Linked DNA regions of Homo sapiens: regions 1, 2, 3, 5, 6 and 7 are each linked to region 4. A link is a loop called in an ENCODE intact Hi-C map of the cell type or tissue named here. Cell type or tissue: endothelial cell of umbilical vein. All regions are shown on one strand. Region 1 overlaps GRB14 (growth factor receptor bound protein 14). Region 2 overlaps FIGN (fidgetin, microtubule severing factor). Region 3 overlaps GRB14 (growth factor receptor bound protein 14). Region 4 has its middle 390 kb from the start of FIGN. Region 5 has its middle 320 kb from the start of KCNH7. Region 6 has its middle 140 kb from the start of FIGN. Region 7 has its middle 180 kb from the start of FIGN.

Evidence for each region. A loop is a pair of places that touch in the nucleus more often than their neighbours do. Peaks named below come from ENCODE experiments on the same cell type or tissue, not always from the same donor. Only the 100,000 strongest peaks of a DNase experiment are listed, where the experiment ranks them.
Region 1: it touches region 4 in a loop (2.2-fold over the local background); 8 of 110 quality-filtered maps call a loop at or near these places.
Region 2: a loop joins it to region 4, with 4 times the contacts of the local background. A loop is called at or near these places in 5 of 110 quality-filtered maps.
Region 3: a loop joins it to region 4, with 3 times the contacts of the local background. A loop is called at or near these places in 4 of 110 quality-filtered maps.
Region 5: a loop joins it to region 4, with 9 times the contacts of the local background. A loop is called at or near these places in 4 of 110 quality-filtered maps.
Region 6: a loop joins it to region 4, with 13 times the contacts of the local background. A loop is called at or near these places in 15 of 110 quality-filtered maps.
Region 7: it touches region 4 in a loop (9-fold over the local background); 2 of 110 quality-filtered maps call a loop at or near these places.

What each region holds. Positions count from the first base shown.
Region 1 is chr2:164,493,549-164,497,548 of GRCh38, forward strand. GRB14 (growth factor receptor bound protein 14) reads right to left here. Exons shown (of 14, transcript NM_004490.3): 10 at 3,826-3,942; 11 at 3,663-3,735; 12 at 3,460-3,547; 13 at 883-976. Among named protein-coding and RNA genes, the nearest start is that of GRB14, 130 kb to the right of the region's middle. In endothelial cell of umbilical vein, a CTCF peak has its summit at 2,247 (motif pointing left); a DNase peak (open chromatin) is centred at 2,153.
Region 2 is chr2:163,651,264-163,655,263 of GRCh38, forward strand. All of the region lies in intron 2 of FIGN (fidgetin, microtubule severing factor), which reads right to left. Among named protein-coding and RNA genes, the nearest start is that of FIGN, 83 kb to the right of the region's middle. In endothelial cell of umbilical vein, no CTCF peak of the experiment used is centred here; a DNase peak (open chromatin) is centred at 1,668; H3K27ac peaks cover 851 bases.
Region 3 is chr2:164,536,822-164,540,821 of GRCh38, forward strand. All of the region lies in intron 3 of GRB14 (growth factor receptor bound protein 14), which reads right to left. Among named protein-coding and RNA genes, the nearest start is that of GRB14, 83 kb to the right of the region's middle. In endothelial cell of umbilical vein, a CTCF peak has its summit at 1,628 (motif pointing left); a DNase peak (open chromatin) is centred at 1,600.
Region 4 is chr2:163,344,540-163,348,539 of GRCh38, forward strand. No RefSeq gene overlaps it. Among named protein-coding and RNA genes, the nearest start is that of FIGN, 390 kb to the right of the region's middle. RefSeq lists an enhancer at 3,440-4,000. In endothelial cell of umbilical vein, a CTCF peak has its summit at 1,630 (motif pointing right); DNase peaks (open chromatin) are centred at 1,642 and 3,672; H3K4me3 peaks cover 163 bases; H3K27ac peaks cover 1,437 bases.
Region 5 is chr2:163,153,102-163,157,101 of GRCh38, forward strand. It overlaps the pseudogene RPL7P61. Among named protein-coding and RNA genes, the nearest start is that of KCNH7, 320 kb to the left of the region's middle. In endothelial cell of umbilical vein, a CTCF peak has its summit at 2,372 (motif pointing right); a DNase peak (open chromatin) is centred at 2,420.
Region 6 is chr2:163,877,162-163,881,161 of GRCh38, forward strand. No RefSeq gene overlaps it. Among named protein-coding and RNA genes, the nearest start is that of FIGN, 140 kb to the left of the region's middle. In endothelial cell of umbilical vein, a CTCF peak has its summit at 1,754; no DNase peak of the experiment used is centred here.
Region 7 is chr2:163,551,969-163,555,968 of GRCh38, forward strand. No RefSeq gene overlaps it. Among named protein-coding and RNA genes, the nearest start is that of FIGN, 180 kb to the right of the region's middle. In endothelial cell of umbilical vein, no CTCF peak of the experiment used is centred here; a DNase peak (open chromatin) is centred at 1,803.

The sequences.
Region 1 (4,000 bases), 1.1 Mb after region 4:
CTACTTAGCCACAAAAATGAATATTTACATAATTTTATGAGATTTATTCTGAAGTAATCACATATTATGCTAATGGAATGTCATTCTGTCAGTTTTCTTTTTTTTAAATCAGTGAAGTCTTCTGGTACTAAACAATTCGTATTTGCTGGGGACATTGATCACAAAATAAAAGAAGTAGGGAGGATATTTTATATAGCCTTTGGATAACTCCAAAAAGAGGCAATTCAAAAGGACGCACTAGTAATTTAGCAATACTATGGAATACCTTTCCAAAAAGACTGAATCTTCACTCCCCACCATTCAGTTCCAATATACTATACACATCACATACATACATGCACACCCACACAGACACACAGCAGAAGAGGCAACAGAAATCCCAAAGCAAGTTGTGTGTCACAGAGAAGCCGAATCACAGAACTTTTAAAAATGTGTTCAGAAGTCTTCACCAGTTCCATAGAATCTCTGTTTCTAGCCATAGCCATTAAAAACAAAACAAAACAAAAAAAACATTTTTGAGAGAAGAGAGGAGAAAAGGCTTTAAAGTAATGTTTTCTAAAGAGCCGTTAGTGGAATTCAGGAGAAAGAAGCTTTAGTGCCCTTTTAACAATAGGTGGCATGGGGTCTATACAATATTGCTAAATCATATTTCATAGAAAAAGGAAAATTTAATTTTTACAATTCCTGTATTTCTTATATTAATTCAGGCTCATAAAATCATTTCTGCCAAAGTTAACTCTAGTCAAAGCACAAGCTGCCAAATTATATTTAATAAAAAGACCAAAAGAAAACCAAAGTTTCCAAAAGCTTATGCATTAAGATCAAAAGCTTATGCATTAAGGTCATTTCTAATACACAAATGTGAAATCACGAATTACTTACTGGTATAATTTGAAAGTGCTTTATTTTTTGTCCATGACTCATTGACAGTACGAAAGTTTTGGGGTTACTCTGACTATCCCGTACCAAGAAAACTCTAAAGAGAGAGAAGGAATTTCAATGTTTCTATATTTACTCATGGATTTCATAGAACTATAGCATTAATAAATCCAAGAAGTGTATGCATAAATGTAGCTGGGGACTCCTTTACTATGTATTCAATGGGTGGGATTATCCAACTTGGCAATCAATATGGTATAATATAATCTGCACTATAAAGCTGTCATCACTGCTACTGTAATTTTAATAGGCTAAATACACAACCCATTAGTCAGATTGTTTGTTTGATCACAATAAACAATACACTGTTATGTCTGCATCAACAATTGGTGCTACGTTCTCTTTGCACTGGGAAACTGGGTATTCACATGTAACTGTTTTGCCTAAAGATTAAGGCATTTTCATACTGTTATTTTACCTTCTGGGTCATGTTAAGTTTTGAAAGAAGGTAAGAATTTAGAATGAATTTTTTTTTTTCTTTTGAAACAGGGTCTCGCTCTGTCACCCAGGCTGGAGTGCTCTCGGCTCACTGCAATCTCCGCCTCCAGGGTTCAAGCAATTCTCCCACCTCAGCCTCCCAGGTAATTGGGACTACAGGCACATGCCACCAAGCCCAGCTAATTTTTGCATTTTTAGCAGAGACAGGGTTTCACCATATTGGCTGGGCTGGTTTCGAACTCCAGACCTCAAGTGATCCGCCTGCCTCGGCCTCCCATAGTGCTGAGATTACAGGCATGAGCCACCACGCCTGGCCTGAAATTTTATTTTATTATAACCCCCTCTTCTATACTGGATACCCTTTCTTTTGATTCTGGTTTCAACTGTTCATACACAATAGCAAGAAAGAAATCAATATATTGTTTTAAAAAAATCTTGAAATTATTTATTAAATATTTAAGCAAAATGCTTTAAGTAAAAAAAATCATCCAAAAAACACATACTTTAACCTTGAAGAATGCAGCAGAAAAGCCTCTATAATGTCAGGCTAGAAAAACAAGACATGGCCTCTAACAGCCTAAGAGAAAAATGCTGCCAGAAGTGGATTCTTATTCACTGGCAGTGCAATGCAAAACCAGTTTTGTATTAACTGCTGGTAAATACACCGTGTAAATGATCCCCACTGGTGAATCCAATATGAATCTCACTGTGCCTGGGCAAAGAGGCAGCCAAATTTAAAGCATCACAGATGTCTGACGAGTTTATCCATTTCATTTGTGCTGTGTGAGATTCCGACATTACATCACTGGGAAATGGGACAAAAGGGCGTTTCACTGGTAAATCAAGCTGTAATTCTTTTCCCATTCCCAAGTAGATCACCACTACCACCTAGTGGATCACTTGGCACCATCACATCTCTCCAAAAGAATACCAAAAATACTAAAAATAAGATAGTATCTTTTTTTATACGATCATTTCATTCACTTTATAAATACTGGGCTCAGAAATAAAGAAAATTACAATCTTTCAAAACATTTTAATAATTCTTTGTGACTCATTTATTTTCTTGGTTTCATCAGATTGTAATTCTACTGATTGTTCAAATTTATTTCCAAAAAGACTGCATTCCATGCAAAGAAACGTATTAAAATATCTTATTTACAGTCTGGGGAAATGCTGACTTCCTATTAATAATCTTCCATGTGAAGAAGCATTGTTATCCAAATTTCAGTATTAAATCACCTTGAAATCTTGTCATGATAATGACATGATTAGCCAACTTTTGAAGATAAAAGATCCCATCACCACTTGTTTAAATTGATAATGATTTCATTACTCATCTAAACCACAATACAACCTCCCTCATTTGTACTGCATTTGGAAAGGGAATTCAGCCAGTATTATAGAAAGTATCTGAAACACTGAGTAATTTGAGAAAAATAAAATTCTTCACATTATAAATCTTTCATAATACATTTTATATTTCTCTTTTGTATTCCATGGTACCCCACTAAAAGACAACATGAGAAACAGTTGAAAGGTACTCTTTTCACGGATCTATATTACTTTAAGATGTTAAAATTTAGAGAAAGGACAATAGGGATGTAAACACACAAAAAAATAAGTGTTCAAAACACTTAAGAAACAGCTTTTTACTTAATACATGTTGCATCATACCTAAAAAAATACATTTGACATAATGTCATAATATAAACCATACTTCGAAATCATATGTTCAAATCAAAATATTGACACTTAAAAAGAAGTTCATTTTCCCCCATCAATTGATATCTGAGATGCTAGAATCAGGACATAATGGGTAATATTAGTGATCACTGGTTAAGAACAAGATACTCTATTCCGTTATTTGTCCATTTATATACAAATACCAGACACACACTATGTACCAGGTATAATATAGATACTGTTAGAATACAGTGATGACCTCATTTATAGAACAATGTCACTTCTGTTTTATGATAAGCCCAAATCAAGAACTCTTTGTGGCTATGGAATAAATAATTTCTGCTTATAGGAGAAATCCAATTCACAAGTACTCAAAATTAAAAATACCAAACTTACCCATCCACAAGTCCTTGCTGAATAATCAATCGCTGAGCCTCATCTCTAGAAATTTTGTGGTGAAACCATGGCTGGGACCGGTGGATAGCTAAAGAAATAGGATGGATGAATGCAAAGCTTTGTTTGAGATGACTGCAATTTCATTACATGTCCTTTCCATGTCTATCCGTCTACTCAGTGGCAATGACTATGAACAGACATACCCATGTTTGTGGCAGAGCTCTGTGAAGAGGCAGTGGGGCTACCGTGAGTGCCCAGGCGTAAACATCCTTTTTTCTGAGCAAGGAAGGAGAAAACAAATCTCAAGTTTTTAGGTGAAACAAACTGAAATCATAAATATTTTGAAGCATGTGAAGCTACTTGTACCCTCCAAGCGAGTCCTTCTTCAACCGCAACTGAAAGGGCTTCAGTGGGATTTTCTATAACTCTGCTTTTCTGGCCTGAGAAGTCCATTGCTACCAGGGAATTCTCTGATATACTTCTCTGGAAAAAAGAAACACATTTGAGTTATGAAAATTTCTTTGAAAGTTATCTTTCAAAT
Region 2 (4,000 bases), 310 kb after region 4:
TATCCTGGCTAACACGGTGAAACCCCGTCTCTACTAAAAATACACAAAATTAGCCAGGCGTGGTGGCACACACCTGTAGTCCCAGCTACTCGGTAGGCTGAGGCAGGAGAATCATTTGAACCTGGGAGGTTGCAGTGAGCCGAGATCAAGCCACTGCACTCCAGCCTGAGCGACACAGTGAGACTCCATCTCAAAAAACAAAACAACACAAAAAAAAGTTCAACTGTTCAAATACATTTGAAAATCAGTAATTTAGGAAATGCATTGCAGTTGAGGAGGAGTTACAGAGCTGTGAGATTGTCTGGCAAAGCTACCTTAAATATTTTGCAAAATTTTATGTTCTATATGCAATAAGACATGTAATGCTTTAAAAAATGAGAGCTAACCTTTATTAAAGCAAATTCATATTGTTGATACTCTGCTGGTGGCCACTGTCTGACTCAAAGAGCTACAATATTGGTAGGGCCTCTAAACTCAGTTCATTCTGTTTAGGAGATAAAAGACTTTTGAAAGCAAGTCATTACATCGTGGGCAAATGTATTTATGTTGTACAACACCGTACCATGTTATTGTTAGCACCAAAGCATTCAGCAGGCTAGGGTTGCCCAAGAAGTTTCTAAATGCCAATTTTAAAGGACATAATTTAAGCAAACCTTATACCTAGTAATAATTGCTTCTTTCAAAGTGAACTTAGGATATTCATTGATCAAAATGTGTACAGCTATCTTAAGGACATCTGCAATTACTGTTGTCATACCTCCAGTTAGGAAGTTCAAATGCTTAAAACTTTGTTAATGACTACTTGGATATGTTTGAATGAAGGTCACCTGCCCCTCTATCCGCAGCTCATATACAGCCTTTTGTACACATAGCTCGGGGTCCTTTACAAAGAACACTAATCAAGAACAAAATAACGTTGTAGCAAATAATCTTGTCACAAATTCCATTACACTGTAAAAGCTAAATAAAAAATAACAGCTTTTCTGCCTGTATTTAAAAATTTAGATCACTTAGTGTCAGGCAATTCACATAAGAGAATTCCATAAGAGAGGAAGATGACAGGACCATATCCATTAACCAACACACACACACACACAAACACACACACACACACACACACACACACTTTCACTAAATAAAAATGTTAAGAATCAATCTAGAAAATTAGTATTCTACTTAGGGATAGGATTTTTCTACATAGTTTTAATATATCCTACCAAAAAAAACTAGATAAACTGACTGCTCTGAAGATACCTATGAGCAAATACATTCACCCAAATTTAGGCAATAATAGAGTATTTCTCATTTAAACATTTATACAGTCTAAATTTTTGCTTAGGTTAACCAGCATATGTTCTGCTAAAGAAGTTTATGTAGTTTTTCTTGTTTAAGAAGAAAAGTGTGAATGATTCCCACTCCTATCTGTTGGGCTTCACAAATACACTTTGAACTTCCATAATCTTATTATAATCCATAATTTATCTAAAATGTCTGTATTTGCTGAATAATTTTCCCTGGTTTCCGTCCAAAAAAACAAAACAGAAAAACCCAAAAACCCTCATTTCTAATCATCATTCCTGATTTTTAGGTAAAACAGTAACAACAACCAGAAGTTGTCACTTAGTGCATGCAGGAAATGACCAATTACTATAGCGTGAGGAATACTGTTTACTCCCATTCTTTCACTCATTCAACATCCTTAAAATTTGCCTAACACATGCAGGACAGTGTAAAAATGATTAAGAGAGAAGATTTGGAGCCAGACTTCCAGAGTTTGAATTTTAGCCCTACTACTTACTAATCATATGACCTCTGGTATTATAATTCACCTCTCTGGACCTCAGTTTTTTCCATCTGTAAAGCAGTACCTACCTCATAGGATTATTGTGAAGATTAAATGAGCTCATCCATGTAATGTGCTTCAAATAATGACTGGCATATAATAGGGACTCAATAAATATCACCTCTTTCTATCATAGTTTAGGCCCTGTGTTAGGTATTAGGAATGCAATAGTAAATAAGAATAGGCACATGCTCCACCCATGCTACACATTCACTCTAGTTCTTGAGTTTATGCACTATATACATTTTATAATATATTAAAATATAAGCTTGCCACTTATATGAAAAGACAACGAAAAGACCTTAAAAATGGGGAAATTTTTGAAATTAAAAAAAGTATTTTGGATAACAAATTGAAGGCAATATTTTGCTCTGTTTAAAGTTTAATACATTGTTGTTTCTGTTAAGGGGAAAGTTATGTGACAATAACATTATCAATTTTCTCCAGAAGCCAATTATGGTTTCAGCTTCTTTTGTGATTTATTGATTACTTTAAGGCATTAGTATTAATATTTTAAAGTACTAATGCTAATGTTTTATATCAGAAAGTCATCTATTTTAAGCATACAATTTTAAAATATTTATGTGATCTTAATCTATTCAGGGTAACCCCATCCCCTCACCAATGAATCTCTATCTATACGATGGAAGTCAGTGCAAACAACAACAACAACAAAATATTTTGTGCAACAGGAATTTATTTTACAGGACTTTTTTTAAAAAACTTTTAATTTTAGGTACAGTTTTAGAGACACTTAAAAATTTTTTTATTTCAAAAATAACAGAAAAGCAATAGGATTTTTTAAAAGATCTATGCCCAGTGTCATCTAAGTAATCCCTGGTTCTGGACTTAAGTTTGCATGAATGTTTTGCTAAACTGGAGCAAAGCGCTAATATGAATATAAGGATAATTTGAAAACTAGAGTAGCCAGGCCTCATTTTGAAGAAGTGAGAATCTGGCTTGACCTATGAATGAATAATCTCGAGGATTTGGAGGAAGATGGAAAATAAGAGCTTCCCCATATAATTTTATTAACTATTATTTTTATTTCCCCCTTTCTATCACTGATTTCATTCCATTTCTAGAACTATCATGGAGCTTGCATTTCGGAATCTTGGACAGATTGCTATGCAATATTTAATATACTATATAATTTTATTTGTATTTGAAAGAAGACATTTTGGAATGATCAAAAGTGCTTGTTAAATTGTAATTGTTTATAGGCAAAGAACCTCATGTTATTTGGCTTTAATTTTGATACAGTACTTGGCACCAACTAAGTGCTTAAGAAAAGATACATTATTGATGAAGATGTTGACATACTAATCAGGTTTTCACTCATTTTCAAGACCATCAATGCTGGACCCTAGATCTATTTGTGTAGGGTAGTTGGAACTCTGATCCCACTTTCATTCCTGGTATTATTAACTGGAGTGTTACTCAGTGTTCTATTTAACTTGTAAGCACCAATAAGATCAGGATGAAATGGATTGGGATGTTTCTGTAAAGACGAAGGGGAGAGGCAAGGAAATAAACATCCATTCAGTGCTAGACTCTAGGCCGAGTTATTTTTCATAGGCCAGATTTAAAAATAACTAAAAGAATAGAACTGGATTGTTTATAACACAAAGAAAGGATAATACTAGAGGTGAAGGATACCTCATTTACATGTGTATGCTCGTATCAAAATATCTCATGTATACCATAAATATATACATACCTATTATGTACCCACAGAAATTAAAAAATTTAAAAAAAGAAGTTGTAAATGTGAAAAAAGAGCAAAATGGTGATTTTATTCCCAAAGGAGGAGCGTACCAGTAGGAGACTGACAAACCATAGAGGGCACTTCAGCCCGGGATGGGAAGTTGAAGCAAGGTCCTTTAATGTAAACCACCTTTTATTGTAAGACTTTAAGCTAAAACATTCCCCGTGTTAAAAATGTGTGTTGGTGTGTGTGCATGCATACATGTGTACATACTCAAGAGACGTTTTATTTTATTTTAAGAAATGGTTTTCAAGCTAGTAAATAAATACAGTATTTCGGGCCATGACCTTCTTTGAAGTTGAAGTAGCCAACACTTGACAAACCGTTTGACTTTTGGAAGCAGTTCATATGCCAAATAGTTCCTCAACATTCATTTTACAAACCTCATA
Region 3 (4,000 bases), 1.2 Mb after region 4:
CCTTGTATCTAAATCTTGTCCACACGGCTTGTTTCTCACACCCACCTATATAGTATGTCCTGTGGAAGCATCACCTCCCAGGACACAATTCATCACTAACACTCTTAGTGCCTCCTGCAGCTCTCTGCTGTTTTCAGGATTTGCAATTGCCCAAGGGGTGTATGAGTACGGACGGTGGCAGCAAGCATCCTGATCATCTCAAGGAACAGCCCTGGAGCAGCAGCAGCAGTTTGCGCCATGCAGTCAGGCAAGTGTAAGAGGCAGGTGTGTCTCCCGGCCTGCTGTCAGATAGATGGAAAGGGTGATTCTACTTCACAAGGCTGAGCATGGGATGCCTCCAACTGCTTTTCTCTCTCCACTCTCCCTGGACAGTGGCACTACGTTACCTATCAGTCAGCTTGGACAGCTCAGAGTTTTCATCTTTATTGCCATAAGTATTTTTAAGAAAAGGCTGGGGTTTTACTTTCCTGACATTTTTAACTAAAATAACTAAGCCCTGGAAGATACATAGCAGTTAGCCAAGTAAAGATGGACAGGAAGGGGTTTCCTGTGACTCTTAACATCACAAACAAGAAAACTGAGTAGAAACTGTAGTATATGCAGGCATCTGCAGGCAGTTCTCTAATGTATAAACTAAAAGGAGGGAGGGGTGAGACATTAAGACTGCAGCTATGAAGGGCAGACAGGTCACAAGATGCTACAAGCCCCACAGAGGACCTTGGATCCAAATGCAAAAAGAATCAGGTCTGCATTCAGATGGATAATGTTGGTACTACCAGAGGCAGGAGGACCAGTTGTGAGGCTAACATAATACCTGAGGGGAGAGATGCTCGGACCTGAATTCATGTAGCCGAGGCTATAAGAATATGTAGAAGAAAAAATCAGCTGAATCAGAAGCAGATTTAGTTGTGGGCACTTACTATCTTTGCTAGTTACATATTGCCCATTTCCGGTCTGTGCGTGCCACCAGGACACCATGTCTCCTGAAAGCCCAGAGGGTCAGGGCACATGGTTCTCTTTATGGAAGGAAGCACAGTGCCACATGTCCCAAAGGCTTCACAATGATTTCTGCTGTGATGAGGGTGGTCACAACTCTGATGGCTGGTATGTTATAAACTGCACAGGAAGTCCAACTACATGTCAGCTCCAGAAGAGGAAAAACACTTGTACTTCCTTTGTTAAAAAAAAAAAAGAGCGAAGGAGCAGCTTCCAAGCAGGAGGCTGTGAACCATTCCCTCACTGTCACTGTGCATCGCTTCTGTCTTAAGGCGATCACGTGGGCATAGCTGCACACATTAAAATGGTTTCATTAAAAGCCTCCAGTCATTCATTTTGCTTATTAAAGCCACTCCACAATGATATTCACAATGGAAATCTCAGCTGTCCCTAGCAATGATACTAAAATACAATTAATTCCTCTTCCCGAGGAGTCTGTAGGTATGCGCTTGAGGTATTGTGTTAATTGCCACTGCTTCATACCATGGCTTCAATTAGGAATCAGAATGGGAGCAAGACAAACATGGATCCCATTAAGTTTCAGAGGACTTGAAGCTAAAGTTTTTCCCCCACCCTACTCTTACATTGATTATAACAGCACAGAGGATTCTATCTGGGGAACTATAGTGACATCCAGTGGCTGTGAAGCAAACCACACCAGTTGCAAAACCTGGTTTACTACATCATGAAAGGAGAAATATTTGTTGATGTGCTGACATTTTAAATTCAATGTCTGTCAAAGTGTGTGTACAAGTAGAACCATATAATAATATGATCCAAAATCAGGCCATTCAGAGATTCATAACAAAATCAAGATATTTAGTTGTCTTCCATGACTGACTCTGCCTATTAAAATTCTCAGCAGCCATATATTAATAATTACAGGTAGAGGATATGAAACATGGACATTGCATTCAAAGTTCCAAACATAGTATTATTATACAATTCATGTTTTGTACAAATTCAAAAACAGGTAACTTTTAGCATGATTCTCTCTCGCTCAGCCAAAATAAATATCTGGCTCTGCTATAAGGTGAACTGGGTTGGCTCAGTTCAATCTCAGTAATTTCATTACCACCTGGGTTAGGAACGTTTATACGAAAGTTTTCCTGGTGGTTTGCAATTTAAATTATAGCATTCCTGAGAGAGATGTAGAGTGAGACAGAGGCAAACCGACCGCAGAATCTCAGGAACATTTGCTTGAAATATTGTGGTGGGAAGAAACCAACTTGCTTCAGTGGAAAATGCAGATTACAGAATCTAATGGAATCTAGATCTTTGTATTCCTGCATGTAAATGGATATTAAAATACATACTCTATGCACACTAGTAGTAGCTATCACACATATGCATTTATATTAAAAATACTAATAACGGTCGGGCGTGGTGGCTCACGCCTGTAATCCCAGCACTTTGGGAGGCCAAGGCAGATGGATCACTTGAGGTCAGGAGTTCAAGACCAGCCTAGCCAACATAGTGAAACCCCATCTCTACTAAAAATACAAAAATTAGCCAGGCGTGATGGTGCACGCCTGAAATCCCAGCTACTCAGGAGTCTGAGGCGCAAGAATCACTTGCAGCTGGGAGGCGGAGGAGGCAGTGAGCCAGTATCACATACTGTACTCCACCCTGGGCGACAGACGGCGACTCCATCTCGGAAAAAAAAAATACTAATAAGATTGAAGTTTCCTTTGCCACAGAAAATTTAACTCTGAAATTAGACTTCAGGTTCAGGAACTTACCACATTTTGAATTTCAAGTATTCCCCCTTCTGCTTTTAGTAGCTTGTGATATGGTTTAGACAGATGAGAAGCAACGATAGTAGCATATGTATTCACAACTCGGAATGTCTCTGAAACTGGCCTAAGCTTATCTTGGTCACTAAAAGTGAGCTAAAGTGCAGAAAACCCTCAACTCTCATCTATCCTATAAGTCAAAATATCCTTACCTATGAGGCCTCAGGATCTCACAAACACTAAATCTCATAAACAGACCACGTGTGAAGATGGTACAATGGCTGCATGTACAGCTAGTAGAAATGACAGATAGGTGGGGATCATTCCAGGGAGCCACAGGTAGTCTGATGGAAAAGCAAAATAAAAGGTCAAATCTTGCATTCTGGTCTCCTTAGTAGTATACTTTTAAAACTAAATCACATCATATTCTTCTCTGACTCAAAGACCTCCCCTTGCTTTTTCTCTCACTCAGTGTAAATGCCAGGCCCACTTCTTGGCCTATGAGACCCTACACGATCTGGTCCTGGGGCAACTCTGTGATGTCCTCTCCCATTACCTTCCACCTTATTGACTCCACTCCAGGTGCAATGGCCCCTAGGCTGCTTCCTGAACACAAGCACACTGCCACGTCCAGGCCTTTCCACTTGCTGTTCCCTCTGTCTAGAACAATCTTCCACTTAATTGCACAGCCTGCCTGCTACGTGCTTCATTTCTCTACTCAAACATCACTCCGTCAGGGAGGCTTTCTCTGATGCCTCTTTAAAGTGCATCTCCCAGCTGGTTGTGGTGGCTCACACCTGTAATCCCAGCACTTTGGGAGTCCGAGGCGGGTGGATCATGAGGTCAGGAGTTCAAGACCAGCCTGGCCAAGATAGTGAAACCCTGTCTCTACTAAAAATACAAAAATTAGCTGGGTGTGGTGTCAGGCTCCTGTAATCCCAGCTACTTGGGAGGCTGAAGCAGGAGAATCACTTGAACCTGGGGGGTGGAGGTTGCAGTGAGCTGAGATTACACCTCTGCACTCCAGCCTGGGGAGCAGAGTGAGACTCGGTCTCTAAATAAATAAATAAAAAATAAAGCACATCTCCCTTCTGCTCTAGCACTCACTCTCCCTCTTTCCTCCTGCTTTCCCTCCCCAGAGCTTATCATCCTCTACGGGATAACAAATATTAGGCCTTGTTTCCTGTCTCTCTCCCAGTGAAAATGCAAACTCACAAGGGCAATACTTTTTGTCTGTTTTGCTCATACTGCATCCCCAGAATCTACAG
Region 4 (4,000 bases):
CCAGAGAACCACTGCTTTGGGCTGAATTTTGCCTCTCTCTTTCATTTATATGTTCATTTGTTTGTTTGTCAGCACACAAAAGCCCCTCTTAATTACAACCATCTATCAGGAAGGCATTAATGTTGAGTGCTAGTTAAATGCCCTTCTTCCTCACAGAAGGCAGCAAGGACATCTGGGGTGGGGCAAAGTTCATAGTCAACCAGAGGAACTGAAGAGGAACAGAGAAGAAAAGTACTGGAAACAGGGAGGCTCTCCCCACCCAACAGCCACTGCTAAAATTTTTTCAAGTTGTAAATAGATTGTTATTTATGCAGATACATAAACATACAGATGCCAAACATGCTCCCTCCATTATTTGTGTTTACTTAAATACACTAAATTTCACTTCCTCTGGGAAAGTTATTTCTTGCACTAAACTGTATAACATTTGACACCTACATGTAATACAAATATGTAGGTATCAATTCGATCAATTTAATAGATTTCAGTCGATTAAACTGCAAACTTGTTCAATATTTATTTGATATAAAATCTATAGCCCTTGATTTTTATACAAAATCCCTCCCCAAGTTATTTAAATCTTTATTTTGCTTTTGCTTAAAATACAGACCAACTATTTCCTGGAGCTAATTAACCAAGGCCTGTTACACATGTTGGAGACTTGACAAATCATTTGCTTTCCCTCACCTCAATTATGTCAGAACCTCTTTAATTTAACTTCAAATTATTGGCATTATTATAAAAATTATGAATTCAATCAGAATTATCTCATTGTTAATATATTGTAACATATTAATATTGTATTAACATATCTGCATTTATTAACATATTATGGTTTTTAATATGATAAAACATAGTAAACATTTCTAAAATTTTTCACCTATATCCATCGCAAAACTTAAATTTCATTACTTTTCAGTATGTTACAAAATACAACTTAACATTGTGGAATAGCCTGAATTTCTTACGGCAAAATTTTCTTTGGGTCACTGAATTTAATTAAAAGAAGGTAACAAGCTTGCACCTAAATACACAGAGCATGTTTAAGACTGTCTTCATAATGCTTAAACACCTTCTTAAGAATGAACAAAATATGCAACACCTTATTTGTGTACATGATCTTTCTAAAAATCTCTTTTCACACACTGAATCAACTGATTATTTAGCTTTGTCATAGTAATGATATTTTATTTTTTGATATATATATAAAACCCAAGATAAAAATAAAAATACTGTATATGTATATATATACATAAAGAACCTCTAAATAATACTTCTCAAGAGTAAAGACATCTGGGTATGCATAATTTTGAAGTTTAGTCGGGTAGTCCACAATATGCATTGTTCAAGTCTTTACAGTAAATCATATGTTAACACCAAAGTAAAATTTCATTGTAAAAGCAAGACTAAGAAAATAAAAGTTTAGCAACAGTTATAAAGTTCCAAATAATTTTAATGTAACTTTTAAGTTTGAAGGGGAGCGTAACTATTTACTGATGGAACATTCCAAACTGCATCGCCCCAGGGCTGAGAGGCAGCGCCATTACCTATTGTAGTTTTCTTCCGTCTGTCTCTCACTGTCTAGATTTTGATTTCAGATTTGTCACTTTCTCTTCCAGAGCAGTACACTTTTTTGACAGTAGAGGGCACTTTGAATTTAGAGAAAGCTCGAGAAATCTCTTCCTGAATCTTCATTCAGAGAGCTTTTGTTTGACTATAAAGAAATAAAATACAATTTTAGTCTACATTTTAAATGATGCATATTTTTAAACTATGTGATGCAAAAGTTTGTTTCTTTTATATGAATCAGTTTTTCATTTTGTTATTTTATAAAAATACTGTAATATGAATTTCATGCAATATTGCTGTATCTAGAAAAGATTAATGATTTAATAATATAACAAATTATGATCAACTCATGAGTCAATAAATCTTTGATTTTTCTCTAATGAAAAGAGACAATAAGGGATAAAACCCTATGTATACATTAAGTGAAACCTCAAAAAAACCACCAAAATCCTAAAATCAAAGAATAAAAATATAAAATATCTAAATGAAATCAGACACAAAAATTATATTAACCCAACTCACCACAGATATATAAATGCTTTCTTCTTCTTCTTTTATTGAAAAAATATTCTTAATGAAATATAAATTTGTATTTAATCTTATATATCATTTTATAAAAATTCCTTAATAGTACATTGGAAAAAACATTACAATGATCTATCTGACAATCAATTCACTTGTCTTTAAGAAATTTTTTTCAAATTTTTATAAAATGCTTCAAAGTGTTGCTGAAATTTATGTAAAATAATTTATCTAAATGTAGTATAATTGTTTTTCTAATATAAATTAATAACTTGATCACATTTATTAATGTGACTATACAATCTTACTTGTAAATATTCCACTCCATTTCAAATAATCAAAATATAAAATTAATGCATTTTGAAATTTCAAAATAAACTGTTACTTCTTTAATATTCTTTTGTTACCACATCAAATAATTACCTCTTCAAATTTAAGGCACTAAGTTCTTTAACATTAAAAAAAAAAAGTGTTTCCCCATTTAATTGAAACCAGTTACCCTAAGTGTACAAACTGAAAATTTGAAGTTTAACTTATTTGTTTGGTCCAACCAAAAATGCATCTACATAAGGATCATTGTGAGTCTAGTAGTTTCTGGCCTATGGAGAAACCCCCAGTTTTGCCTTTAAAGAGTTTATACTTAAAAACAGAAGAGGAAAAACATAAATCAATTTAATTTTCCAGCAAGTGAATAATGTGCCTAAAATCCTCGTGAAAAGCCCAAGTACATAAAGAAATACATAATTTAATGGGAGAGCTAAAGTTAACGTATATGAAATATTATAAGCTTTTGGATAGAATTTAGCAATCATTATAAGATAACCTTACTGAAGGTAAACAAGATGGCTCTAAATGCCAAAAAAAAGTACAATCAGTTTTGCCTAAGTATTTAATAGAAAGAAATCTACACTTTTAAGAAAGGTTTGTTGATATTTGCTTATCTAAATAAGGAAAATAAAGTTGAATGCTTCCACTCACCCTAACTTTCAAAAATATGAGAAAAAATAATATAAAGATGTATGTCTCACATATGACCTTGCCCTGTGTAATTTTCATAAGTGAAAAGCAAATAAACAGCAATTGTCACTATTCTAAACACACAGCTGCGTTCCATAATATTTATCCTTACTCCTTCCCTCATTTATTATTGCCGGTAAATTATGTATTTGTCACTAACACTAGCTGAATAGATTTGAAACAGTAAGTGTAACAGGCTCAAATGGACAGTGCCTATTATCTTTTCCCTTTTCTCTCCTGCCCTTTTATGGCCTATAACTTCATTCAATCTGTAGCTACATTTATGTTCCTTTTACAACAAAAAGGGTCATAATGCTGTCTCTGATAATACTGAAATTGCCTAATTTGTTCGTCTTCTTTCAACGCCTTGGAAATGGTCACCCTCTCCAGTTATGCCTGGGTTTGTCCCCATCAACTTTGAAAATTAAGGTCCTGTTTAGTCACTGGCAATCGCACCACCAAAACGCCTTCGGGCATTTTGTTCAGCCAACAGGGTGATAGAGGCCGAAGAGGCCCAGGTCTGGCTGGCTCAGGAAACGCACTCCTGAAGCCGCAGGCCCACCTACTACTACTAGAACAACCCCGGGTGTCATTCGCGTGCCTCTCGGTGCGGTGGGGGCGGACAGTTGCGCCAATCCCCGAAGCAAGGGAGGGAGCAGCGGGTCAGCTGACGCTGAGAAGGCGCGAGTGAAGGAATGAGAAGAATTTGCTTGCTCAGAAGATGGGAGCGATAGGGACTCCCTACTCTGACTCCTGGCGCGGACAGGCGTAGGGAAGAAGTCGAGCCTCCCCACAGCTGTTGCCACTCGGGCTGTCGCCGCGGCGGCCGCTGTTGGCTGCCGCGCCGCTGGGACTGAGATGACTGTGGCTGGGCCGGCCACGGCAGCTGCTT
Region 5 (4,000 bases), 190 kb before region 4:
GAATTTCTGTGCTGTACATCTGTCTATATTCCTTGTAATAGTGCTTCTCTTTTTTCACAAATAAGCTTCCTCCTTGCCTTTTGAAGCATCTTTTGGGCAAAATTCTTTCTCAGGTGCTTGATCTTCAGCTCTACGAAATCCCATTGCTTTTTCTTAAGGGTTTCTGGCACAGCAGGAACCTCCTCCTTCTCTTTGACACCCTCCATGGTTTCAGCCATAAAACAGGGTGCTTTTCTTATTTTAAAACATATCCTCTGTTTCCTCCACATTAACAAAAAAGAGATCTGATTCCTTTTTATCATTTTAATACTATCTAATATGAATTATATCAATTTCAACACTCACATTAACCAACCATGTTGTGTTTTGTTGAGACAATGTAAAATTTTTATTTCAGGCTTCTATCAATATATATTTTTTTAATATTGACTCGAATATCTAAAAAATTCTTAAAGTTTATTTCAAAAGTTTAGTTATTTTAGATGGATAGGTAGTCAGGTAGATAGACTAATTGAAGGCTTATAAAATTTGTATCTTCTTTTGGTCACCATCTACTTTGAAATCTCTGTTCTGTTTCAGTTTTCTTTTAATCCAGAGTATTTTTTTGGATATGGTAGATTGGCACTATAATTTATGGATCATTTTTCATCCTCATAGTTTTGCCTTTTCTGGAATGTTATATTGCATCACCCTAGAAAGAAAACTCAAAAGATCTGGAAACCAGAGGTCTGTGTTCAAGCTATCCCTTTGCTAAAGTTCTAATTTGTACTTCCCTTTAATTTATGGATCATCAGTGTGTGTATACATCACAGCTCTCACTCTCAGGACAATTTCCAATGTATTCCATTTAATTATATCTTGATTAATTAGGTATATTTCCCCTCTATAATCCTTCTTCTAAACAATTCCCTGCTATCTAATTAGAGATGCCTAGAAACAGGGCCACCTCTACGGTCAGCAGGACATCAGGCAAATATTTGATACAGGGTCCTTTCTATATCTGCAACATGATTTTAAAATGCCTTATAATACTCATGGGTTTATATTAGGCATAGAGACTTATCATAAAGATGGTTTTTAATAGTGGACAGAAATTAGGCACTTATCAATTTATTTATTTTCCAGTTAGTGCATACAATTATTTTTTATGGTATCCAAACACCATCTCCTTCTATTCAGGTTCATGAATTATTTTGTGTGAGTTGTCAAATGACCATACAGGCTAATTTCATATTTTCCACCTTCAGAAAATAGAGGACATTATTGTTATTAACCACAATGTTGTGGCTTTTTAGAATCTGTTTGTATTAAAACAGTATCTTGCCTCTGCAAAATCTTAATACCATTGACTTAATGCTGGTCACATTACTACTTATGATGGTACATCATTCATTATGCTGCAAATGAATGCTAGTATTCAGTGGCTCTCTAAAAATTATAGCTAAGCATTACTGACAATTTCCCAGAGTATTCAGGAAAATATGAACAATTATTTTCTAGTCATGTTAAGTGTCCTATTGGAATTTTATAGCATAAACTACACATCTTCCACCTACATAGTCCTCATGATACAGTAGATTATAGTCACTGCATTCCTAGAATTTGATGTCTCTCAATGCTGACCATGCTGTTACCTTTCCCACACGGCCACAAGCAGGGAGGATAAGCAAGAGTCCACATGCAGAACAAAAAGAGCATCCCATTTGCCCAAGGTATATACATCCTTGAGTGTCACAGCTTAGTATTAAACTAGGAGAGCATGATGTCACCCATTGATGAAGACAAGAGGTATCTACTGGAGGCCCATTGGCATTGCAAAGTAACAGTCTTGAATGGCCTTAGAGAAGATAAGTATGACCACTTCTAGAAGACTGCCTGACACATAAGACGGAGCCAGTGAAGCAGGTAGAGGGATAGTCACAAACTACAAATATAAGGATACAGATCAGTTCAAAGTAAAATGATTGATAGAAAAAGATATACCATGTAAAAAATAATTGAAAGAAAGTAGTGTAGCTCTATTAATATTAAAGTAAAACTTAAGGAGAATAACTAGAGATTAAAAAAGAGATTTCATAATGATAAAAAGTCAATACAGTTGAAAAATACAACAAAATAAATGTCTATTTAATAAAATATCTTTAAAGAATATTTGAACCATGTGCTTGCAAATAAAATATGTGATTATGGAGTTATCACTGAATATGCCCATAATGTTTTGAAAATAGTGAGCTAACTTTGACCTTTTAAGTACTTGAGAAACACATTTGTCACCCACCTCTCCGCTGGTCTGGTTTCCCATTCCCCGAAGTGAGAACTACCTGCTTGAAATATACTCTGAGGTTATTGACTGTAATTCATGTAATTGCCACCAGATGGTAGTGGTTATCTGCTTAAAGTGTACACTGAACAATTAAAATTTCACAAATGTCAATATCAAGCAAAGGTATGGAGAAAACAACCACTTGCCCTTTAACACCGTAACCTAGTTAGTTGTACAGAATGTTTTATTTTACAAATACTTTAAGGACTTAATATGTCAATCTATTAGGAATCAAGAGGTGATACAACTCTTGCCTTCAAGGAGATTATGAACTAGTGGAACATACTGATGAGTCTACAGGGAATGACAATATTGTGTGATAAGAGCCTTGAGAAAAGAGAAGGATTCTATATAGCATACAAATCTGATCTGACTGAGGTCAAGGCTTTCTGCAAGGCATGGTTCTCTATAATATATGACCACTACCATCTGGTAGAAGCTATTGATTGCAGGCAAAGTATCAAAGAAAATTAATGAATAGTAAGAGTTAGCTGGCAAAATATATGAAAAGAAGAGTACTCCAAAAAGAGAAAAAACAAGTGCAAAGCCCCAGAGGTTTTGTGTGAGTGTGTCTGTGTGTGTGTGTCTGTATGGTACTAAAAATGATTTATGATGGCTGAGCACACAAAAAACAAAAAAATCTCAAATAATTTAATTAAGTTATATGGAAATATAACCTGGAACAATATTTAAAAATTGCGTAAGACCCCAGACCCTGACTATTTTGCAGGTACTTTTTACCAAACATTTAAGGAACGCATACTTACTACTTATCACTCTTTATAAACTTGTTCCAGCAAACAGAAGATGCAAAAAAGGATGATGGAATATCCAACTAATTTCAAGAGACTAGTTAAATTCTATTACAAAGTCAGATGTAAGAAAAAAAAATAAAGCTTATAGATTTAGAATTTCCAGGTTCTGTTCTGGTGCATAAGGAGCTTACAAGTCATTACTGCATCCTAACATATAAAAAGCTGAACAGACTAAAGAAATCAACAACTCATTTTAGATCCATCAGAGAAGTTTGATTACAGAACAAACTACTACCCTCCAAAATTAGCAAGATAAGTACAAAGAGAAAATCACAACTTAATGGCCATAAGCAGAATCCTCCCCTAGAACAAGTACTGGGGTAGGAAAACCTGAACTGTAATTGGTAAGTTGCTTTGGAAGCCTGAAGTAGAGAGCCTGAGAGATAAGTGCTCCAGAAGGACCCGGTCATGGGAAGGTGGGTGATATGGTTTGGGTCTGTGTCCCCGCCCAAATCTCATGTCAAATGGTAATCTCCAAAGTTGTAGGTGGGGCCTGGTGGGAAGTGATTGGATCATGGGGGCTAATTTCCCATTTGGTGCTATTCTTGTGATAGTGAGTGAGTTATCTATTATGAGATCTCATAGTTTAAAAGTGTGTCTCACCTCCCCCCATCTCTCATCTTCCTTCTGCTCTGGCCCTGTGAAGACAAGCCTGCTTCTCCTTTGCCTTCTGCCATAATTGTGTTTCCTGAGGCCTCTGCAGCCATGCTTCCTGTATAGCCTGTGGAAAAGTGAGCCAATTAAACCTCTTTTCTTCATAAATTACCCAGTCTCAGGTAGTTCTTTATAGCTATGTGAGAACAGACTAGTACAGTGGGGGAGGTCATACTTTTATGAGTTTTAACTCTACCAGGTCTCACTG
Region 6 (4,000 bases), 530 kb after region 4:
GATTATTTGAGTTAGAGACTACATCTATTAAACAGAGAACTTGCTTCATGTATTGTTTCTTCAAAACGTGCTGTGAGTACTCAAATACATTACTCTGAAACAAGTGTTAATATGTTAACTAAAAAAACCGAGTGAAGTTGTGAACCATTCTTTTTTTCCCCCACAAGCAAAATAGATTTCACTTTACATCATTATGGTTGGATAGTGGACAGTAAGAATCAACTACCAGGGGAAAAGAGCAAAGGGGAGATTTCAGGTCCCAAGAGAATATTCTGGGGCATTAGTTTCTACAAATAAACATTGAGTTATGTCAGGAATGTTATGCAGCCGTAATGCTGTCCATCCTGTATTCCCAGCTTTGTGGCTGGAAGCACCAGTTCAATGTTCTGAAATTTCACAGTCGTAAAAAATTCCCTTCTCAAAACGCCAACTTAATTGGAGTTAGTTATAAATTATCTTTGGGTGAAGAAATATGAAGAAACTACATTAAAATAGAGGATTGGGAGCACTAAGTCCAAACTTAACCTCATGACATACTAAGTGGAATGTTTCACTGAGAGTACAGAATCTGATCACAGTTTTTGTTTTTTTTCTTCATTCCTTATTAAAGTGAAACTTTTATCATTTTGCTCCATCGTTCTGATCCTGCAAAGAGAGATTTGGAAAGAGAATTAAAAAATGCTTCTCAACAGTAAAGTACTGGAAAAATACTGAAGAGTTCTAAATATGATTCTTATATATTACTTTTTTCTTATAAAGACAATAGAATGTAGTGGCTAAGACTATAGAGACAGACTACCAAGCTTCATATTCCAGCTCTAATATTGGTAGGCGAACATGGATAAATTGTTTAAACTCTCTAATCCTCAATATCTAAACCTTTAAAATAGTTAACAATAAATGTACATGTGTCATAGAATTGCTGTAGCCAGGAATTAAGACAAAATATGTGAAATTATTAGCACAGTTTCTGACATGGAAAGTACTCCACAATTATTAACTATATTTAATTTGACATATTTATGAAGCATTTTCTATGTCCTGGGAGGTGTGTTAAATGCTAGAAAAACAACAATGAGCATTAAAGGCATGGTGTTGAGACTGACAGAGTTTTTAATCTCATGAGAGACAGGAACAAACAGGCAGTTATAAGTCATTGAGATGAGCATGATGATAAAGATGTTTCAAGGTGCTGTGAAAGTATAGAGAAGGGACACCAACACTGCTTCAAGAAAGATTTATGCTGGTGGTGTCCACATAAAGGCCAGAGTAGAATGAATAGGAGTTAACTAGGTGAAGAAATGGGAGACGTGGCAGGTAACCCAACTCAGACAAGTGAATAATCATGAGTTTATTAGTTCATGTTACTAAAAAGTCTAGAGGGTTTCAGATGTAAATTTATTAGAGTTCTAATTTAATTTCCTTCTTTTTTTTTGTCTCTGCTTTGAGTTTGTTCTGAAGGTGGATTTTCTTGTGGTAGCAAAACAACGGTCAGTTTTAGACATTGCATTTACACACCCAAAAATAGAAAATAATTTTTTCCCAACTGTCAATCAAAAAGCACAGGATTCATTTTGATTGACCAACTTAGTTTATGTGCATATTCCTGAACCAATACTTGGACATTGGAGATGGAGTCACAATAAATGGTTTGGGCATTCACAGTATTCTTCTGGAGCTGGGGTCAACAGCATCCAGAAATCAAGCTGCTACTCAGTAGAAAAGAATACATCCTGGGGTGGCAAACAACAGCGCCCACTAGAGGCTACAGGATGAGAGACATGGTACGTTCCAAGAGCTGGTATATAACTTCAGTGAATCTAAAGCATCGTGTATGAGGAGACTGGGAATGAATGACGGAATTAGAAAAGCAAGCAGATACCAGATGACACAGGTTTTGCAAAATATTTTAAGAAATTTGGACTTCTTTCTGATATAACAAGGGAAGATGTTTTTAAGCAAGAGAGTCAACAATCATGATTGTGAAATCTAGTGCAAAGAGTAGATCAAAGAAAATCAAGATTGGCCACTGGAGATAATACAGGAGGCTATTAATTCAAATGTTAGTTAATGTTGGCTTTAATGGGTGATGGCAGTGGGAATATCGAAAGATGAGTATAAAGATTTATTCCAGGAACAGAATTGGGAGGACGTGGTAGTTGATAGCTTTCTAGGGCTGAGGGAGAAAGGGGAGTCTAGGATAATGCCCATACTCTCGGTTTGGGCAATTAGCAGGTGTTCAGGCCATTGACTGAGATAGGAATGTCAGTAAGAGTAATAGGTTTGGAAGTTAAACTAATACTCTTCCTGTGGAACATCTAAGTGGAAATATCAATATAGATGTAAAGCACGGGAATGTTATATGAGCTTGAGATATTGTAAACACCTTGGAAATGATGAGACAATCTAGGGAGCACACAGAGAAAGAGAACAAAAGAAAATTCAAGATGAAAATGGCAGTAGAGGATGCTGAAAAAGTAGGAGCCCACAGAAGTGACTGAGAAAAGTTAGCCAAAACTCAGTGAGCCAATAAAAGAGAGTATTTCAAAGTTAGGAATGGTTAATTCTCTAATGCAATAGAGATGAAGTAATAGAAATCCATTGGATTTAGCAACAAAAGTCAGTGGATATTTCAGGGAGACTAGTTATAGTGGAGGGGTAAAAATTAAAGCCAGACTGTGAACTGAACCATCCGTGGTAGGTGAGTAAATACAGATGTAGATATAGATGACTCTTAATTTGGCCATAAAGGATTAGCTGACAAACAGTTGAGAGATTTGCTATTATTACTGTTTTTTAAGATTAAAAAAACCTTGAATAGTTAAGTGTCATAAGGAGGGTATGTAGATGAAGATTTATCTAACTAGCTTAGAGAACCAGGCACTGTTCTCAGTATTTTGTATATGTTAACTTTTCCTAACACCATAAGAATCCTATGAGATAGTGCTATTATTGTCTACATTTGACATATGAGGAAACTGAGGCACAGAGATTAAGTATCTTTCCCAAAGTCACCAGCTAGTAAGTATATAGCTGAAATCAAACTGATGGTAGCCTGACACTGGAGTCTGTGCTCTTAACTACTATGCTATATTACCTTCCCTGGGTTAGGTTGCTTTTACTTTACTCTGCAAGATCAAATTAATGGTAGCAGTAACATGTATAGCAGAGAAAGGAAATACATTTCTGGTGAAGCAGAAGGGAATGAGATTCAACTGCAAATGAAAGAAAACTCAGGTAACTTTGTCCTAAAGAAGATGAAAATTTATTTTTCTGTCATGTAGAAGTCTGGGTAAATAGTATGTACTTATGTGGCACCACTTTTAAGTAACCTGATTTTCTTCCATATTGTTGTTTCATTGTGCATGGCTAAAAGCCTCAAGGTGGAACTCTAGCTAGCCTTGTGGTAGCCAATATGTTAACTACTGGCCAAGTGGTACTCTTGAGCACTTGAAATGTGGCTAGTCCAAATGGAGGTGTGCTATAAGTGTATAATGCACATTGAAACTTGAATACTTAATACAACAAAATGTAACAAATCTACATAATTTTTATATTAATTACATGTTGAAGTTATACTAATTTGGACATTCTGGATGAAATGAAATGTATTAGTTATTAAAAGTAATTTCATCTGTTTCTTTTTACTTTTTCAATGTGACTAATAGAAAATTTAAAATTACTTACATGGCTTGCCTTTATGGTTTGCATTATATTTTTATTGAATATTAGTGCTCTAGACTTTACATCTAAGTTCCATACAGCAATACGGAAAGAGGGAGAAGATTACATCCATTACTTTTAAGGATGCTTCCCAGAAGTTATATAAATTTCTGCTTTCATTCCATGGCCACACTTAACTGAAAGTGTAGATGGAAATTACAGTCTTGATTCTGGATGACCACATGCCCAGCTGCAATTGTGTAGTTATGTTAATTCAGAAGAAAAGAAAAGTGGATGTTGGAGGACAATTAGCTGGCTCTGACACACTCCAAAGCAC
Region 7 (4,000 bases), 210 kb after region 4:
TAGTGTTGTGATCCAAATTTAAATCTCTTTTGCTTTAAAAACAAGGCCAAATAGCAAAGGCTCCCCTACTGTTTGTGCTCTATGGTATAACATCTCTTGATTACTCTGACAGAGTTCCAGTCACAGGTTGTGAGTCAGAAAGAGGATTTTCAATGTCCAGCAGCTAAATGTGTCAGCCATGACATTTCTGAAAGTTCTATTTTTATATACAGAGAGAAGGAAAAATCACTTCTTTGTATCTGTCCTTTGCAAAATTCTCAGTTTAACTCCGGCTCTAGATATGTACAATAGTGAATGCATTCTTAGTTAACATGACAAGCAACTGACATTTTTCAACTGGAATAATGCATGTAATGAAAAATAATCTACACAAGTTTGCCTCTTCTGCATTCTTATTCCCTCTTTCACTCATAAAGCCTGTTAAAATGCAGTTGAAATAATACAAAATGCAATTCAAATGTCACTATTATTCTAATCCTTTTTTTCTCTCTATTATACAGCTTATCTAAAAATGTTGAAATGTAACTTGCTTGAGTTATAATATTATGTGAATTAAGAATCCGTATTGTTTGGAAGCTCTTTTTAATTGGTCTACAGGGAGGTTTTCTGTATATATTAAAATGATTGTATGTCTGAATTATAACGAACTTACCTTTAAACTTCTTTTGTGTTTAAATACATATTAGAGGCAAAACATTTTAATATTTCTTAGGACAGGCTTTATTGCTAAAATTATTGGCTTGGCAATCTTGGCAGGAATGGAAATTTCTGATTGGCTGTCATATCAATGTCAGTAAAGCTCAGGAAGTGCATAGCTCTGGCTGTTTTCCTTATTTTTATTTATAAATTCCATTTCATAACAGCAATAAGATGCTTCAGGCCTTGCAGTACTGGGGGATTATTGCACTTGTCAGGTGGTAAAAATCACTGGCCCCTCTGCCTTATGCCTTGGAACACCACTAGAGGCATGGATCACTGAGAAATGCAATTTCTGGAATCTCTTAATGCTTTATTATGACATACGTAACTTTCAATATAAATTATTTATTTTGAAGTTTGGGGGTGTCATAAGAGTATCCAACCAGTAGCTAAAGAATGAAGAAGAAATAAAAATGTAGATTATGGAAACAGAGAAATAGTCAAGCAGTGGCCATCTTACAGTGAACCCTGAAGGATACGAAAATTTATAATTTAGTATATTTAATATTAAATTGAGAGGCTGGGCTATGATTGGTATATATATGTATATTGATCTAAATGGCCTTACCATAATATCCTAAGATTGTTTTCTTCCTTACAAATGGACATTATGTTTATGTCTCCAAACATGCATGATATATATTGCAGACATAAATGCATGAAAACCACATTTGAGAAAATAAAACTTCCATACACTAAAGGAAAGTCTACATACTGTTTTCTTCTATTTAAAACATTTAAAACAAATACTATGTGATATAATTAGCATAGTATCCACTTAAAAATATTGAAAAGTATACTCTTGAAAAATTTAAGCAACCTGATTTTTTAAATAAATAAAATGTAAAATTCAGACTTAAATTATACAACAGTGGATAGAGATTTAAACTTACAGATTAAATTTATATTTCTAAATAATTGTTTGAAAGTAAGCTTCTATTTCTATATTTTACCAATTGTTCTAAATAACAATGTAAACTGAATGAGGTCAAATTATCTTTTCAGGGAAAGAATACCAAAGTTTTCTTTGGAAATGAGCCAGTTTTAGGTAGGGGGTGTTTATGGCCTAGGGAGTTACTGTAGCAATAGAAAAAGATTAATAATTTGCACATGTGAGATTCTTGGAAGGCAGGATACAGCTGTAAAGAATTAACCCCTCTTGAGAGATGTAAAAACACAGAGCAGCTGAGAGGAGACCTGTTGGGAGGGACTAAAACTATTCAGGCTACAGATGTCCTCAAAGAGAAAGTCCATTTGGGAACTGACAAGCTTTTGTCTTTTCTTATAAATGGGCAGATAACTCAAACATTTTTTTGAAAAACAAAAGGAACCAATTGTGACCAATTAAAATGTGTTATTGAAATATTAAGTAAGCACTATAATGAGTTGTTTCAAGAAATCAAGTACTGTACTACAAGGCTTTGCTCATAGGATTACTCAGAATGGAGCCACTTTGGTAAAGGACGAAGGTGTGTGTATTCACAGATGATGCCCTATGCCTCTATTGTCCCAAAAAGTCACTTTATTGTCTAATAGAAGATTCATTTTCCAGAATACACAAATTAAATGCAAATTAAAAAGAAAAAGTAAACATATCAAAACATTTTGTCAACAGATAAACAAGAGGTCCAAATTTCATTTTAACTGAAATTTGTGATTATTTTTTGTTTCCTGGGAAGGAAGGCTGTTATGCTTCAATGAAAGAAATCCAAAACAACTTTTTTAAGGTTCTTGAAACACAGGTTTAAAGAATGAAGATAGGACTGAAAACATTGTATGAAATCTCCTTGAAGTAAATCTCATTTATCATTCCAATTTCCTTCGAGCCTGAAGAAGAGAGGGGAAACTATACATACCTGACGTAATATATAATTCAGTACCTTAGTATTTCCATCAAAATAATAGGTCAGTGATTCTCAAAGTGTGGTCTCAGTTTCCCTGGGGGGAAGTCTCTAAAACTATTGAGGTCAGGCTTGTTTTCTTTTTTTTTTTTTCTTTTTTGAGATGGAGTTTCGCTCTTGTTGCCCAGGCTAGAGTGCAATGGCACCATCTCAGCTCACCACAACCTCTGCCTCCCGGGTTCAAGCGGTTCTCCTGCCTCAGCCTCACGAGTAGCTGGGATTACAGACATGCACCACCACACCCAGCTAATTTTTGTATTTTTTTTAGTAGAGATGGGGTTTCTCCATATTGGTCAGGCTGGTCTTGAACTCCCGACCTCAGGTGATCTGCCTGCCTCGACCTCCCAAAGTGTTGGAATTACAGGTGTGAGCCCCAGCGCCTGGCCTAGGTCAGGCTTATTTTCATAGTTAATATTAAGATATTGTTGTTTTTTTCACTTCAATTATCTCATGAGTGTTCAGTTGACTTTCCAGAGGCTACATGACATACAATGATATCATCACTCTTGTGGCTAATGGAATGTGTGCTTGTGCATTCTTGTGTTTTCTGGAATTTTCTAGATAAGCTTTTTGGGGTCATCAATAATTGTTGAGTATAAACTTTAAGATTTTACACTAGTAAAGTGAGGCCAAAAAGTTTAAAATATGGTCACCTGCTTCACCTCACAATAACATCCTTACCTATGTCTGATGTTTTCAAAGCTGCCTGCATATTGTTAAACACACTGCAGTTGATATTATCATGATTAAGGAGTACATATCTCTACTACATATGTTTCAAACTCTACCCTTAGCAGCAGAACCTTTAAAATCAATGAAATACAATATTATGTGTCAACAGCAGATGAAAAAGATAAAAGTAGAGCTGCTTTGGAGAGGGGGAAGCACAGATCTTCCTGGCTGGCCCCCTGAGACTCCTCCTGAGCTTCCTTGACTTCTGCAGAGACATTGTAAAAACCACAACATTATCATTGTCTATATATTTTTACTATCTGTGTGGGTATTTTTCTATACATAGGATTTTATTTGGTTTCAATAACAATCTTGTGAGGTATAAAATAAGAGCTATTATCACACTATAAAGACAAAGAAATCAAGAAGCTGAGAGATGTGAAACGAATTATCCAAGGTCACACACTAGTAAGTGACATGGTCAAGGCTGATACCAATTTCTTCTGATTCCAAGTCCAGAGACCTTTTCAGTTTACCATTCTGCTCTATTTGTCATTTTAAATTGCTCACAAACTGAAGACTCATTTTTATAATCATTTTATATTTAGCTCCTTTCTTCCCAAAAAACAGAGAAGGGAGAAGGACCTCTTTATTCATTCTGACTTTTCTTCAAGAATCCTCTTCTAAAACCTTAACTTGACAAGATCCTCCATGAAAATAGGATTCAC